Regions from separate parts of the Homo sapiens genome. Here region 2 is linked to region 1. Evidence: read pairs that join two places in POLR2A ChIA-PET (ENCODE). Cell type or tissue: A673. All regions are shown on one strand.

Region 1 (8,000 bases):
AGGCTCTTTTCAAGCACTCCAGTCTCTGCTTAAGGATTCCAGAATGAAGATTTTTAAGTTAAAAAAGAGACAATTTTCCAGAACTGAAAGACAAAAACCTCTATATTAAAAGGGTCCAATGAGCACCAAGAACAATGAATGAAGACTAACCCTTGGCACCTCAATGGCTAATTTCTAAAAACCAAGGATAAACTTCCAGAAAGAAAAAAAATATTACATACTTAAGCTACTTACATGGTTATACTCCAGTCTTTGACATTCCCAATATCTGAAAACCTTTCATGATCCAAGTTTGAGCTTCCCATTCTTTAACTAACTTCTTCTACCTTCCTGCTCACTCAATCTAGTACTCTAATAACTGTTGGAACTTACCAGGATCTGTAATTCACTGACCCCACACCTTCATAGGGTCAGTCTTCCTCCTCAAGTTCTTAGTTCCTAATTATATCACTAATTTCATTGTGATGTTGTTGTATAACAATGCTCCTGGGGTGTTGTATAACAATGCTCCTTTGTCCTTTCACTATACTAATGTGACAAAACCCCAATCTCTGCAAATGCCATGCCTGCAGCTGGGCAACTGAATGTGGCTGGAGAGTAGCACAACGCCATGCTGACTCTTCCCACTTTAAATCCTTGGTCACCAACCTCAGGGAAGCCTTAAGGCTGCCTGGCAATTCTATTACATTTCTCTAGTCCATTCACTCTCCTGCTTATCTGGCAATTATTTTAACCTCCTCACATCTCTAATACATCTCCTCATCGTAGCAGATCAGTTTGCTTTCCATTTTACTGAAAAAACAGTTTGCACTCAGAAAATTTCTACAAGCTCCTACTACCATAAGGATCCCCTCACCTGCACTGATGCCGGCACCCTCTGCTTTCCTCCTATTTCTTTACTTTATTTTCTTTCTTTATTTTTTGAGACAGAGTTTTGCTCTTGTTGCCCAGGCTGGACTGCAGTGGTGCGATCTCGGCTCACCACAACCTCTGCCTCCTGGGTTCAAGCAATTCGCCTGCCTCAGCTTCCTGAGTAGCTGGGATTACAGGGGCACGCCACCATGCCCAGATAATTTTTTGTATTTTTAGTAGAGATGAGGTTTCACCATGTTGGCCAGGCTGGTCTCGAACTCCTGATATCAGGTGATCCACTCGCTTCGGCCTCCCGAAGTGCAGGGATTACAGGCGTGATCCACCACGCCTGGCTTGCTTTCCTCCTATTTCTATGGAAGAACTGTCCATGTTATCCAAAGACCAATGCCTCCACCATCCCCTCACCTATTCCAAAATCTCTTCGACAGCACCAATTTCCTCCTTTTTATGAGATTATCCCCATTAGTAGAGAAATATGTTGATATTTTGTCCATCTTCTAAAAAATACCTTGGCCTAATGTCTCCCTGTAGCTACCATCCCACTTATCTGTGCCTAGAAAGAGCTACCTTGCTGTCTCTAATTTATACTCACCGATTCTCTCTTGAGCTAATACATTATATTATATGTGTGAGTACTGCAAAATATTTGAAAGATAAGCTAGAACATTTTGGCCAATTAGCAGTAACACATAAAACCTAAGAGTTTATAGAAAAAGAAACAACTATTAATTTTAGACAAAGCTTTACAATTATATAAGAAAATAAATGATCATAGCCAAAGCTCAACAATACTTACACAGTCGTAATTTAAGTAAATAAGCCAAATATATCACTGCAATAGAAAAGCTAGGGAAAGAAATGTAGATATGGAAGTGGGAAGTGGAAGTCAATGATGTTTAAAATGATAAATTTGGAGAAAGCTATTGGAGTAACAGAAGAAAGAGCTTAAAAAAGTTGGGGCCTTTGAGTAATAATGCTGAGGAAAAAGAGGGATAAGAAAAGAAACTTCTGATTGTCATTAGAACTTTTTAGTATATTTGACTTGTTAAGCTATGTGCATGCATTACTTTAGGAAAATAATTTTTAAACAATAAATAACTCCAATAAAGTACAAATGACTGAAACAAGTGAGTTCTGTAGTTCGTGTGAGGGGAAAGGTCTCTGGGAGGCTATGAAAATTAGTGGGGGGAAAATAATGAACTTGAAAGAAAACTGTGGTGTAAAACAGGCAATATTTCACACCAAAATAACCATAAGCTATGAAAAGTTGGTCAAAAGCAAGACAGCAGATGCAACTAACATCCCCAGATTCATAGTAAATATGGGATAGATGCTTCCAGGACAATATGGATAATGGGTAGCATTTTCATTTAAGAGCTAAATCAGATGAATTTCACAACTGGTACATGTATTTTAAAAATATATAAAATGAGCATTTTGATATCCATTTCTGATTGGTTCATGGTCATCCTGTGGGAAGTCTCATCTAAACTGAACTTACACCATAACTAGGCTATTTAAAGGCTTGATTTAAAATGGTCTTCAGAGTGTACATATTAATGTATCTTGTTTATAATTCTTATTCCAACATGTTTGTTAAATTAAAACAACTTTCTTCCAACGAACATATAGTTTTTCATGAGTATCTTTTTTTTTTTTTTTTTTTTTTTTTGAGACAAGGTCTTACTCTGTTGCCAGGCTGGAGTGTACTGGCATGATCTTGGCTCACTGCAACCTCCGCCTCCCGGGTTCAAGTGATTCTCCTGCCTCAGCCTCCCGAGTAGCTGGGACTACAGGCGCACACCACCATCCCCGGCTATTTTTTGTATTTTTAGTAGAGATGGGATTTTGCCATGTTGGCCAGGCTGGTCCCAAACTCCTGACCTCAGGTCTCGATCTCTTGACCTTGTGATCTGCCCACCTTGGCCTCCTAAAGTGCTGGAATTACAGGCATGAGCCACCATGCCCGGCCTTCGTGAGTATCTTTTATGTTCACGACATCCTTGTGACTTAAATGCATGATATAGATTGTCCCTACTCCCTTCTTTCAGAAAATTCTTTTCACGATATAATTCTACATCTCTGTTCTTACCCCAAGGATAGCAGTTAAAACTCTCAACATAATACACAATAAGCCTTTAACTTATACTGACTCAGAACAAATTAAGTCCCCAAATCATCAATGCCACTCTTCCCACAACCCTCTGGGTTTTCTTCAGAGGTTTTAGTTCTTCAATAGGCAAGATACATCACGTTCCCATCACAGGGCAAGAGAACGCTGACAAAAATAAAGATCTTAGCTGAGAAAAGTACTAAGTAGCTGGGTGTGGTGGCTCATGCCTGTAATCCCAGCACCTGGGGAGGCCAAGGCGGGCGGATCATCTGAGGTCGGGAGTTCAAGACCAGCCTGACCAACATGGAGAAACTCTGTCTTTACTAAAAATACAAAATTAGCTGGGCATGGTGGCACATGCCTGTAATCCCAGCTACTAGGGAGGCTGAGGCAGGGGAATCGCTTGAACCTGGGAGGTGGAGGTTGCGGTGAGCTGAGATTGAGCCATTGCACTCCAGCCTGGGCAACAAGAGCAAAAGTCCATCTTTAAAAAAAAAAAAAAAGAAAGAAAAGAAAAGTACTAAGTAATAAAAATACACCAATTCACAGACCAGACCAGAGGCTTTAGGTTTCTTTCTACTAGGAATATTATACTGTTATATAAAATCAGTTTTCTAGTTAACAATTCACTTAATTCTTTACCACACGATCCAGTAATGTCACTCCTAGAGAAATTAAAACTTATGTTCACAGAAAAACCTGTACAGGAGTTCTATTCATAATTGCCAAACACTGGAAACTATTCAAATGTCCTTCAGTGGGGGAGCTAATACCAACTGTAGCACAGCCATACAACAGAATACTTCTCAGCAACAAAAAGGAACAAACTGTCAATATATGCAACAGCCTGAATCAATCTCAAAGACATGATGCTGAGTGAGAAGAAGCCAGTTTCAAAAGGTTACATACCATATGATCCCATTTTATTTGACATTCTCAAAAAAAGACAACTGACCAGGCGTGGTGGCTCACGCCTGTAATCTCAGCACTTTGGGAGGCCGAGGCAGGCGGACTGCTTAAGCTCAGGAGTTCAAGACCAGCCTGGGCAATATGGTGAAACTCCATCTCTACCAAAAATAAAATAAAATAAAATAAATAAATAAAATAAAATAAAATAAAATAAGCCAGGTGCGGTACTGTGTGCTTGTGGTCCCAGCTACTGGGGAGGCTGAAGTGGGAGGTTGCTTGAGTCCAAAAGGTGGAGCTTGCAGTGAGCCGAGATCGCGCTGCACTCCAGCCTGGGCGACAGAGCCAGACTCTGTCTCAAAAAAAAAAAAAAAGCATGCTATTAAAAAACAATATAAACTTAATTTTCGACATTCCAAATGAGAGATCAAAAGTTTCCCAAATGCAAGAAGTTATATGATTATTGCCTTCTTGAGGAAAAAAAAGTTCCATTTACATTAGCAACAAAAATTATAAAATAGCTTGAAATGAATTTAACAAGCATTATATAAAACATAGATGAAAAAAGTTACAAAACCTGAAAACAAATTTGAGACACATGCACATTCCTGAATAGAAACATTTGGCATTAGCCGGATGTGGTGGCTTACACTGGTAATCCCAGCACTTTGGGAGGCCGAGGCGGGTGGATCACCTGAGGTTGGGAGTTTGAGACCAGTCTGACCAACATGGAGAAACCCGTCTCTACTAAAAATACAAAAATTAGCCGGGCATGGTGGTGCATGCCTGTAATCCCAGCTACTCGGGAGGCTGAGGTGGGAGAATTGCTTGAACCCAGGAGGCGGAGGTTGTGGTGAGCTGAGATCACGCCACTGCACTCTAGCCTGGGCAACAAGAGCGAAATTCCGTCTCAAAAAAAAAAAAGAAAGAAAAAAAAGAAAGAAAGACTTGGCATCATTAAAATATCAATTTCCTCCCAAACTATTAATAATTTATAAAACCAACTAAACCCTCTTTTCTGGTTAGCGTGGCATGAGAACCCATAAGCAGCAAAGTCTCTCACGACACCCTGGATGAGGCGGTGCAGGAAGTCCTGCACGGGAACCAGTGAAAGTGCCCCAAGTTCCTGAAGATGGTGGAGTTGCAGATCAGCTTGAAGAACTATGACCCCCAGAAGGACAAGCGCTTCTCGGGCACCGTCAGGCTTAAGTCCACTCCCTGTCCCAAGTGTGGGTCCTGGGGGAACAGCAGCACTGTGACGAGACCAAGGCCACGGATATCCCCCCAAGTGGACACTGAGGTGCCAAAAAAACTCAAGAATAAGAATCTGGTCAAGAAGCTGGCCAAGAAGTATGATGCATTTTTGGCTTCAGAGTCTCTGATAAAGCAAATCCCACGAATCCTCGGCATAGGCCTAACAAAGGCAGTAAAGTTCCCTTCCCTGCTCACACACGATGAAAACACGGTGGCCAAAGTGGATGAGGCGAAGTCCACAATCAAGTTTCATATGAACATGTTATGTTTGGCTGTGGCTGTTGGCCACGTGAAGATGACAGACGATGAGCTTGTGCATAACATTCACCTGGCTGTTAACTTCTTGGTGTCACTGCTCGAGAAAAAACTGGCAGAATGTCCGGGCCTTATATATCAAGAGCACCACGGGCAAGCCCCAGCGCCTATATTAAGGCATATTTGAAAAGATTCTACTGCTACTAGTAAAAAAAACAAAAAACAAAAAACCAACTAATCCCATGAAAACTAATCTAATCAAAATTTCATGCTCTGTTTTTAGAAAATGGCAACTTAATTCTAAAATTCATGTGGAAGAGTAAATGACCAAAAAAAAAAAAAAGCTATGAAAATTTTGAAAAATAAGAGTCATTGGCCGGGCGTGGTGGCTCACACCTGTAATCCCAGCACTTTAGGAGGCTGAGGTGGGCAGTTCATGGGTTCAAGAGATCGAGACCATCCTGGCCAACATGATGAAATCCCCTCTCTACTAAAAATACAAAAATTAGCTGGGCGTGGTGGCACACACCTGTAATCCCACTTACTCAGGAGGCTGAGGCAGGCGAATTGCTTAAACCCGGGAGGTGGAGGTTGCAGTTAGCCGAGATCCCGCCACTGCACTCCAGCCTAGCGACAGAGCGAGACTCCATCTCACCAAAAAAAGAGAGAGAGAAAAAAAAAAGAATCATCAGGAGGGGAACTTGACCTAAAACATACAATCCACAGCTGCAGTAATAAAAACACCACAGTATGGGTATAGGACTAAATAAACAGACTGGAGAAATAACAGGACACATATGAGAATTTATTATGTGTTAACGCAGGTATCTTCAATTGTTGGGAGAGAACTGATGGTTCTGGGACAATTGTAATCCAAGTGGAAAAAAAAAGTCAGATCCCTACACCTAATACTAATCTTCCCAAATACATACCACATGAATTAAACGTTAAAATGTGAGCCATAGGAGGAGTATTAGAAGAAAATACAAAACTGGTTTTTTGTTTGTTTGTTTGTTTTTTCGAGACGGAGTCTCACTCTGTCACCCAGGCTGCAGTGCAGTGATGCAGTCTCAGCTCACTGCAAGCTCCGTCTCCCGGGTTCATGCCATTCTCCCGCCTTAGCCTCCTGAACAGCTGGGGCTACAGGCGCCCGCCACCATGCCCAGCTAATTTTTTGTATTTTTAGTAGAGACAGGGTTTCACCGTGTTATCCAGGATGGTCTCGATCTCCTGACCTCGTGATCCACCCACCTCGGCCTCCCAAAGTGCTGGGATTACAGGCGTGAGCCACTGCACCCGGCCTATAGAACTGTTTTTTAAGTCACGGGACAAATCTTCAAGAAGACATGAAACCCAAATGTAATAAAGAAAAAGATTAAATGATTTTGCCACATAAATACTTAAAAACTTCCCTAAAACAAGAAAGACATCATAAACAGTTAAAAGGAGTAATCTAGGGAAAGATATTCATAACCTACATTAACAGACACATCAGACAGATGACTGAAACATAAAGGGTTTAAATCACTAAGATTAAAAAAAAAGAAAAATGAATAAAGGATATAAACAGGAAACTTGTTTTATTTTTATTTATTTTAGAGAGTGTCCTCTGTTGCCCCGGCTGGAGTACAGCGGTACAATCATAGCACAATGCAGTCTTGTACTCCTGGGCTCAAGTGATCCTCCTTGCCTTGGCCTCCCAAAGCACTATGAATACAGGCATGAGCTACTGCGGGTGGCCAGGGAACTTGCCTCAAAAAGAAATTATGAATGACAAAAATATATAAAAAGATCATAAATCTAAGTAGTGAAAAGGGAAAAAGCAACTTCTGGTTTTCTCTACACCCTTTTTTTGTCCATACGTGCTATGGTTTGAATGAATGTCCCCTCCCAAACTCATGGTGAAACGTAATTGCTGTTGCAGCAGTACTAAGGCATGGGGCCCTGGAGAGGCAATCAGATTGCAAGGGCTCTGCCCTCTTTTCTTCCTTTCTCCTCCTCTTCCCTTCCTTCCCCACTCTTTGCCCTTCCATCACGCCCTTCATGTATCAAGAAGGCCCTGGCCAGATGCAGCCCCTGGATCTTGGACTTCCCAGCCTCCACAATTGTAAGAAATAAATTTCTTATCTTTATAAATTACCTAGTCCCTGGTATTGTGTTACAGCAGCAAAAACAGATTGAGACCTTCAGATAGACAAAAATTATCTACAGTGTAGAAGCATGTACGAAAATGAACACTCTATTCCATTTTGGTAGAATAATAAAGTAGGTACATCACTTTTTATTCAAAACCAATTTAGTAGTATCTATTACAATGTCAAATAGTCATCCACTTTCACCCAGGACTTCCATTTCTAGGAATTATCCTACAGAAACACTTAACAAGGACACGCAATGCTAAAGAATGTCCACTGCAGATCTGTTTGTAACAACAAAAATTTAGAAACAACCCTAATGCCCACTGATAGGAAATAAACTATGGTACCACCATAGCCAGGAAGACTATGCTGCCTTTAGACTAATATGTCAGATCTATGAGTACTAAGACCCAGACATGGTCAAGGTACATTACTAAGTAAAAAAACTGTCATCATGTTCC
Region 2 (8,000 bases), 100 kb before region 1:
TCAGTCCCTCTCATCACGGCTTGGGCAGAGCCAGCCTGACAATCGCTGGGGTGGTGTGGGCCCCACTCCGAGGTGAACACAGGGCTGAGGGCATGGCTGGGCAGGCCTAACACTTGTGTTTCAACGCTCCCCTTTTCCCATGTTGACTCTCAGAGTGGGGCACTCCTAGAACCACCGGTGGTCAAACAAGCGGAACCCCTAATCACCCCATGCAGGCCTCTCAACGCACTGTCCGGGGAGGCCGAGAAGGCTGGGCCTGGCTCAGGACCACTTCTGAGGCAGTAAAACTCTGAAGGTGGGTGGGGCCTTGGCTGGCCTGTGGCGCCCACAGGGCCTGGACCCCCAGCTCTCCGGGCCCCACTCTCCTCCCTGTGCCTCACGTATTTTATCTTACTGCATTAATTCTTTTGGGGACCAGGCAGGGCCTAAAATACACTCCCCTCAGTGGGGGAGCTACAGTCGTCTGCCTGTGCCACTAGTTCCACGGAGCCTCCAACCACAGTCTAGACAGCCTTCCTTTTTCCTCAGACTCCGCAGACTTTAACAGGCAATTCTCCTTGAAAGCACTGTCAAACATGGACAGCAAAGGACAGTATCTAGGGGCGGCAGGGACACAGGGAGATGTTCTGGCTGTTGGACACATCTCCCTGCAGGGCAATCTGGCTGCACCAAGCCCCACCTCAGCTGTCCCTCCTGTCCACTCAGGGACTTCCCAGCTAGGGAAGGAGTCCACGGCGGGGTTTCCGCAGTGGCGCTCCAGACACTTGGGCCGGACCACTCTGGTGGGGGCCGTCCTGTGCGCTGCAGGACGTCCAGCAGCAGCCCTGGCCTCCAACTGCTGCATGCCAGTAGTCCTCGCTTCCCCAACTTATGACAATAAAAAATGTCTAGACATTCACAAATGCCCCTTAGGGGGCAAAACAGCCCCCCTTCCTCGAGTCCCGTTGCCCTACAGAAATATAAGTGAACAATGACTGAGAACAGGGAAACTGTAAGGGCTTGCTGACACTGAAGAGTGGCTACAGCCCCACCCCTCCTCTGGGGTCCTGTGCAGACAGGGAGGACAGTGTGAGGAATCTAGTGAGGTGGTGACATGCTGAGAAAAGCTCAAGAGCAGAAGCAGGTTATAAAACAGCTTGTGCTCTGAGATCCCACACAGAATATGTATGGAAAAACCCCAAAGAACAGTAGTCACTGTGGGTGGTGGGGTAACAGGTGATTTCCTTCTTTATATTTTCCAAATTTTCTACAGGGCACATGTATTACTTATATAAGCCAAAATAATGTTTTTAATGGTGTTTTGTAGAAAATGCTGTCATGTGTTCCAGTCTGCGGAAGCCCACCAAGCAGCAGCAAGACTTTACCACTACCACGGCCTGAGGCCTCACAGACAGGGAAACTCAGGTTCAGAGAGGAAGACAGACCGGTCCGGCCTCGCCGGCTCTAACTCCTGGGCTCTTTTCACTGCTCTTCTGAGAACATTCTAGCCTCCCACAGTTGGGACCTGCTTGTCTTAGCAGTGGCTTAAAAGGCTGCACTTGCCCCTTCTGCATTTCTATTTCGAGCCAGCGGGCACTTCCTAAAGCCTCCCAGAGCACCCTTCAGGGGTTGCACATTGGACCCACATGGATGTGAAGTGAGTCTCCTTTTCTACAGGTAAAAAGAAAACAGTAATTTGATTGGCAAGAAGTCTTTTGGCCGTGAGGTTTCCACTGAGCAGATGACAGCATTTCAGCTTAGATAAGTGAGGCTTTTTTGGTACTGCTGAGAAGGCTGAGGCTTTTTTTCTTTTTTTAGACGGAGTTTTGGTCTCATTGCCCAGGCTGGAGTGCAATGGCACGATCTTGGCTCACAGAAACCTCCGCATCCTGGGTTCAAGAAAAGTCTCCTGCCTCAGCCTCCAGAGTAGCTGGGATTACAGGCATGTGCCACCACACCTGGCTAATTTTGTATTTTTAGTAGAGATGGGGTTTCTCCATGTTGGTCAGGATGGTCTCAAACTCCTGACCTCAGGTGATCCGCCCACCTCAGCCTCCCCAAAGTGCTGGGATTACAGACGTAAGCCACCGTGCCCGGCCAGGCTGAGGTTTTTTACACGCAGACTTCTCAGTCTGGCTAGAGGCTTTCTGCACTCGCAGTGACTGAACTTTTTTGAGGCGGGATTTCACTCTGTCACCCAGGCTGGAGGGCAGTTGCACGATCGCGGCTCATTGAAGCCTTGACCTGCCTGGGCTCAGGTGATCCTCCCACCTCAGCCTCCCAAGTAGCTGTGTGACTGCAGGGACGTGCCACCACACCTGTCTAATTTTTTCTATTTTTTTTTTCTTTGTAGAGACGGGGTTTTGCCATGTTGCCCAGGCTGGTCTCGAACTCCTGGGCTCAAGCCTTTCCCCTGCCTCAGCCTTCCACAGTGCTGGGATTACAGGTGTGAGCCACTGTGCCCAGCTGGTTGGACTCTTTCCACCTTTTTCCCCAAACCCAACTTTGTATTGTTTTGCTTGGGTTCAGAAGTCCTGATTTTCACACCCTTTTCAGGCCTGGGGATTTACCAAAATTTAAGGCTTAACAAAAATTAAGGCCCCCCAAAAGATAAAAGTGCTACTGCCAGTGGCACCTGTCTCTGATTCACCTTCATGGCACGGATGCTGGTGGTCCCCTAGCAGCCATTCTCCCCTCTGCTTGAGTGACAGCGCCCTGGTTTCCAGCCTGCACGCAGCTGCCTGGCTGTGAAAGCACACTTTCAAGACTCCCATGCAGCTAGGGGTGGCCAGGTATCAACGTGCTCCAGCAGCTGCCCAGGCTGTGAGGACAAGGCCGTCCTCGGTGCTGTGGGGCGAAATGCCTGCGTGTGTGCAGCCTGGCACCAACTCCTGAGGTGCTGGCAACATTCCTGCTGTGGTGAAGGGGCTGCAACCCTGTTCTACCATTCATGAATCCCATGCAGCGTGGGGTTCGGCTTGGGATCCTGCTGGGCTTGCAGAGGAATTGGCCCAGTGGCTCCAGGTACTCCACACCCACTTGCACTCAGGACGGCACCAACCCCTCCAGACGTGTTTGTTGCCTGTTTGCCTAACCTGGGGCAGGGCTCCCACCTGCATGTCTGCTCTCTGCTTCCCACAATCGCCCGAATCCCCTCTGGGAGGACTGCCCTGCCTGCCCAGGCCTCCTTCCCGGAGGGCCTCCTTCTGCATCCCTCTTCCCCTCCGGCTCTGTCCTGTCTCTTCCCCATTAGAGGACTGCTGGGCTGGTGAGCCTTCTCTCTTGAGAATGCGGCCTGCTCCCAGGGCAGGGCTTAGGTCTTGCTTCATTACTCTCATTCCACCTATACTCAGCTGCACCCATTACTGGTATATGTGGTCTGTGTTAACACACATCAAAGCTATTCCGGAAATATACAACTTATAGCAAAAAGACAGAAACTCCCATTAAAATTAAAATGAAAAGTCTAGTTTTGTCAATACTTTTGACCCATCGACTACCCAACATATTAAATGGCACTTCAAATGTGTTACACTCTCAAAAAGAAAAGAAATATAGCAATCAACTCAACCAAAAAAAAAAAAAAAAAAGAAATAATAAAGGTGGTGCTACTCATCTATACCCAAAATTGTTCCTTTAAAATGTATTATTTTTTATTTTTTTTTTGAGATAGGGTCTTGAAGTCACCCAGGCTGGAGTGCAGTGGGCAGGATCACAGGTCACTGCAGCCTCAATCTCCCGGGCTCAAGTGATCCTCCCTCCTCAGCCTCCCCAGTAGCTGGGACCACAGGAGCGCATCTCCACGTCTGGCTAATTCTAAAATTTTTTTTTGTAGAGACGGGGTGTCTCGCCATGTTGCCCGCCCAGGCTGGTCTTGAACTCCTGGCCTGAGCGATCCTCTTGCCTCGGCCTCCCAAAGTGCTGGGATTACAGGTGTGAGCCACTCTGCCTGGCCCCAAAACTGCTGTGCTTCTGAGGGACCCCTGTGCTGCAGCCCCCACCCAAGTCACAGCAGCAGCACCTACCTGGGGGACAAAACGCTGTGGCAGAGGGGCCAGAGTCTGGCCTGACCCTATTCACTCTTCCTTGGGATCAGAAAGGAGCATGGGGATTGCTTTCCTCTGTTCTCTTGGCCTTGACACAGGATAACATGACTAACTTTGTCAGCAAAGTTCCAGTGTTTTGGTTAAATTAATGAAATATACAGGTGGAGTATCCCAAATCCAAACATCTGAAATCTAAAATACTCCAAAACCTGAACCTGAGTGCGGATGTAATGCTAAAAGGGAGTGCTCACTCATGCATTTCAGAGTTCAGATGTTCAAATTTGGGATGCTTAACCAGTAGGTATAATGCAAATATTCCAAAATCTGAAAAAACCCCAAACCCGAAACACCTGTGGGTGGTCCCAAGCATTTCAGATAAAGTATTCCCAAACCAGGAAATGCAAGCCAGCAAAATGTGCCCTATGTACTTAGTGATATCAACACAAAAGGACACACAGCATCACCATTCTGGGGAGCAGCAACTCCCACCCACAGCGACAGGCTGAGGAGATGTCCGAGCAGCATGGGACAAGCTTGTTGGAGCCCTCTAGAGCCCACAGAATGGAGGTAGCAGAGGAGTGGCCAGTGGATTAGGGTGGAGAGCACGAGAACCACATGTCCCAGAGACAGCCGAGCTGTGTACTAAAGAGCAGCGGAGGCCAGCCTGTAGCAGGGGAGTGACTGGCAGAGCAGAACTCGCGGAGTGCACAGGTGCGTTTGGGAAGGGGTGGAGTGGAGGGTGGTGGCGGGTTGGAAATGCTCTCTGAGGCATGCTCCACCCAGGGACTTCTGGTGCCACATTAATGAACATGACTACATATGCTCCTACTTCCCAGCTGACTTCCATGCAAAACATAACTGCTTTGAGAATGTGCTCACGCCTACCCACGCCTGCTGGCAGCTTCCTCCTGAGAGGAGGCTGAGGCGAGTCAGAGCAGGCCTTGCTTTGGTAGGCGCCAGCACAGGCAGTCTCATGCCAGGCTCTCTGGGTTCGCCAGGCTCTGGCTGTCTGGTGCAGCATTAGTCTGCTTTGGTCTGGCAGCAGCACAACCCTGCCCAAAGCCTGCTAGGTCACTCCCTAATGAAGTACTGGGGAATGAAGGCCCCTTCACAGAAGTGCAGTGTCTCAGAGTCTGAGACATAACATGTTGGGCTAGTGACAAGAAAGAGCCTGCCCAGGAGTTGGCGGCCCAGCCGCTGCCCCCACGCCTGAGTTGGAGATGAGCCAGGCCCCTGGCGCCTGCCTCTGCACGTGCCACTCCTCTCTCTCCCACTGAGCGGACTCGGTGCACCGCCACCTCTACGTGCCTCCCCTGTACCCAGGCCTGACTCCCTTCGGCCAGGGCCCTGGCCTTCCTGAACGCAGCATCAGCCCATCCTAGTATCACACCAGTGCCCCTCGCCTCCCTGTGCGATGAGGTAGTCGAGGCCAGGAGGTTTTACCTTGTTTATTTTTGTATCTCCAGGGGTCAGCACAGAGGTGCTTCTCCTACCTTAACCCTCAAAATATGGCTACAATGAATGAACACATGAACAAATGATTGATGAGAAGTCTTCCTGTCTTGTTCTAGAACACCTGAAAATAACTGGGGCAGCTTAACTTGGAGAAGCAAGAATTTAGGGAGGAGGCCGGGTGTGGTGGTGGGCGCCTGTAATCCCAGATACTTGGGAGGCTGAGGCAGGAGAATCGCTTGAGCCCGGGAGGCGGAGCTTGCAGTGAGCTGAGATCACAGGAGAATCACTTGAACCTGGGAGGCGGAGGTTGCAGTGAGCTGAGATCGCACCACAGCACTCCAGCCTGGGCGACAGAGTGACACTCTGTCTGGAAGAAAAAAAAAAAAAAAAAAAAAAAAAGAATTCAGAGAGGGAACACATTTTTAATCTTCAAATACTTGTCTTTTTTTTTTTTTTTTTTTTTTTTTTGAGACGGAGTCTCACTCTGTCGCCCAGGCTGGAGTGCAGTGACGTGGTCTCAACTCACTGCAACCTCTGCCTCCTGTGTTCAGGCGATTCTCCCGCCTCGGCCTCCCAAGTAGCTGGGACTACAAGCACGTGCCAACACACCCGGCTAATTTTTGTATTTTTAGTAGAGACGGGGTTTCACTATGTTGGCCAAGCTGCTCTCGAACTCCTGACCTCGTGATCTGCCCGCCTCGGCCTCCCAAAGTGCTGGGATTACAGGCGTGAGCCACTGTGCCCGGCCTTGTTTTTGTTTGTGAGATAGAGTTTTGCTCTGTCGCCCAGGCTGGAGTCCAGTGGCGTGGTCTCAGCTCACTCCGACCTCCACCTCCCAGGTTCAAGTGATTCTCCTGCCTCAGCCTCTTGAGTAGCTGGAATTACAGGCACTGCCACTATGCCTGGCTAATTATTATTTTTTGTATTTTTAGCAGAGACGGGGTTTCACCAGGTTGGCTAGGCTGGTCTCGATTCCTGACCTCAAGTGATCTTCCTGCCTCAGCTTCCCAAAGTGCTGGGATTACAGGCATGAGCCGCCGCGCCTGGCCATTGAGTCTTGAATAGTTAAAACTTCCAAGAGGAGGAGACTGCCAGGGTGGTAAGGAGGCCCATGTGCACGCGGAGCAGCAGAAGCAGCCGAAGCAGCTGAACTCCCCCCACAGGTCCTGGGGGCGGGCTGTGAGCGTCCCGGCACTGCAGGTGCCCGCAGATGCAGGCGGGGCACAGGATGAGCCATTGGAGACTTCCCTCTTGCTTGAGAGATGGGTTCTAGAATGCTGTTTTAAAATAACTCTTAGAGGTGGGTTAAGTGGGTGGAATATAGATAGAGCAGGAAACTGCAGAAGGCACTGGCTGGGGGAAAGAGTCCCCTCAGAGATGAGGATGAGTTGAGTTTTTTCTCTGTTCAGTGACCGCGCCCCCTGCCCCCGCTCCAGCGAAGCCCCCTGTTTATCAACCCACTTGGTCAGAAGACATTTCACCACAGCCAGAAACCAGGTATGAATGAATACCCAGGGAGCTGGAAACGCAAATAAGAACCTCAGAACTTATAAGCAATCAGCCCCATCACTCTAACAACAATAACAACAACAAAATAAATCAACAAAGCTTACTGAACCAAAGCCAATGGCAACAAAGAATGCTGAAGTGGCCCCCAGATTCCCCTGGCTCCACCCTCAGGACCAGCTTTCCTTCTTCTGTGAGAGACCCGTGCAGGCCCTTTAACCAGCCGGACTCCGCTCGGAGGGTCTCGCCTCGGCCTGGTGCTATGACTGCTGATGCCTACACAACTGCTTCCCCTCCTCACTAAACCCCAGCTCCCATGCTGCCACCAAGCGGCAGGTTGCTATTCTTTCCCGGGGTTGAAATCCAAATACTACCTGGGCTGTGTGACTCTCTAGTGTGGATGCAGATTAGGGTGGTAAGCCAAAGGGTTGAACTCCCAGTTCCACACCCGATGGGAAATGTCATCTCTACACAGGGTCAGCTACTTCATGTCCATCGCACGCACCACCACCACGTGCATGGTCTGCACCTGACCCAAGCTGAATGATGGACATCACCTGTGTAAGCATCTTGATGAAGGGAAAAGCTCACTGGGTGCCAGTCCCATCCCTTCCGTCCTCTGGGCCTCAGTCTTCTCTGTCAAACAGGCAAGACTCAAAAGGCTCCTGGAGACCCAACAGGCCAGGCTATAAAGCAAGACATGACCCCAGAGCAGCCACCTATCTCATCCTTGGGCCAGCCGGGGCAGGGGCAGCTGGGGGGACCTCAGTGACACTTTTGACTGCAAGCCACTGAAAATGTCTTGTACTTGCTATGTATCTCCTGCTTGCTTCCTATCATTTTTTTTTTAAAAAACACTAATTGTGCACTAAGTGCCTTTGCCAGGCACTATTCTAGGTACTTGGAATAGAGGAAAAGAAAAAGGATGAAGATCGCTGCCGCATGGGGCTCACATTCTAGTAAGTGTGGGGAGAGTAGCCACAAAGGGCAACACAACTGTGTAACTCATGCTGA

Evidence for each region. ChIA-PET counts read pairs that join two places held together with the same protein. Peaks named below come from ENCODE experiments on the same cell type or tissue, not always from the same donor. Only the 100,000 strongest peaks of a DNase experiment are listed, where the experiment ranks them.
Region 2: POLR2A ChIA-PET joins it to region 1 with 12 read pairs; 7 of 35 experiments call an interaction of 5 or more read pairs at or near these places.

The regions. Positions count from the first base shown.
Region 1 is chr14:103,409,696-103,417,695 of GRCh38, reverse strand. All of the region lies in intron 2 of MARK3 (microtubule affinity regulating kinase 3), which reads right to left. It also overlaps the pseudogene RPL10AP1. Among named protein-coding and RNA genes, the nearest start is that of MARK3, 28 kb to the right of the region's middle. In A673, no CTCF peak of the experiment used is centred here; no DNase peak of the experiment used is centred here; H3K27ac peaks cover 449 bases.
Region 2 is chr14:103,510,104-103,518,103 of GRCh38, reverse strand. LOC112268130 (a long non-coding RNA gene) reads left to right here and starts at 6,454. Exons shown (of 2, transcript XR_002957595.1): 1 at 6,454-6,579; 2 at 6,890-8,000. RefSeq lists an enhancer at 1-360. In A673, no CTCF peak of the experiment used is centred here; a DNase peak (open chromatin) is centred at 4,973; H3K27ac peaks cover 1,603 bases.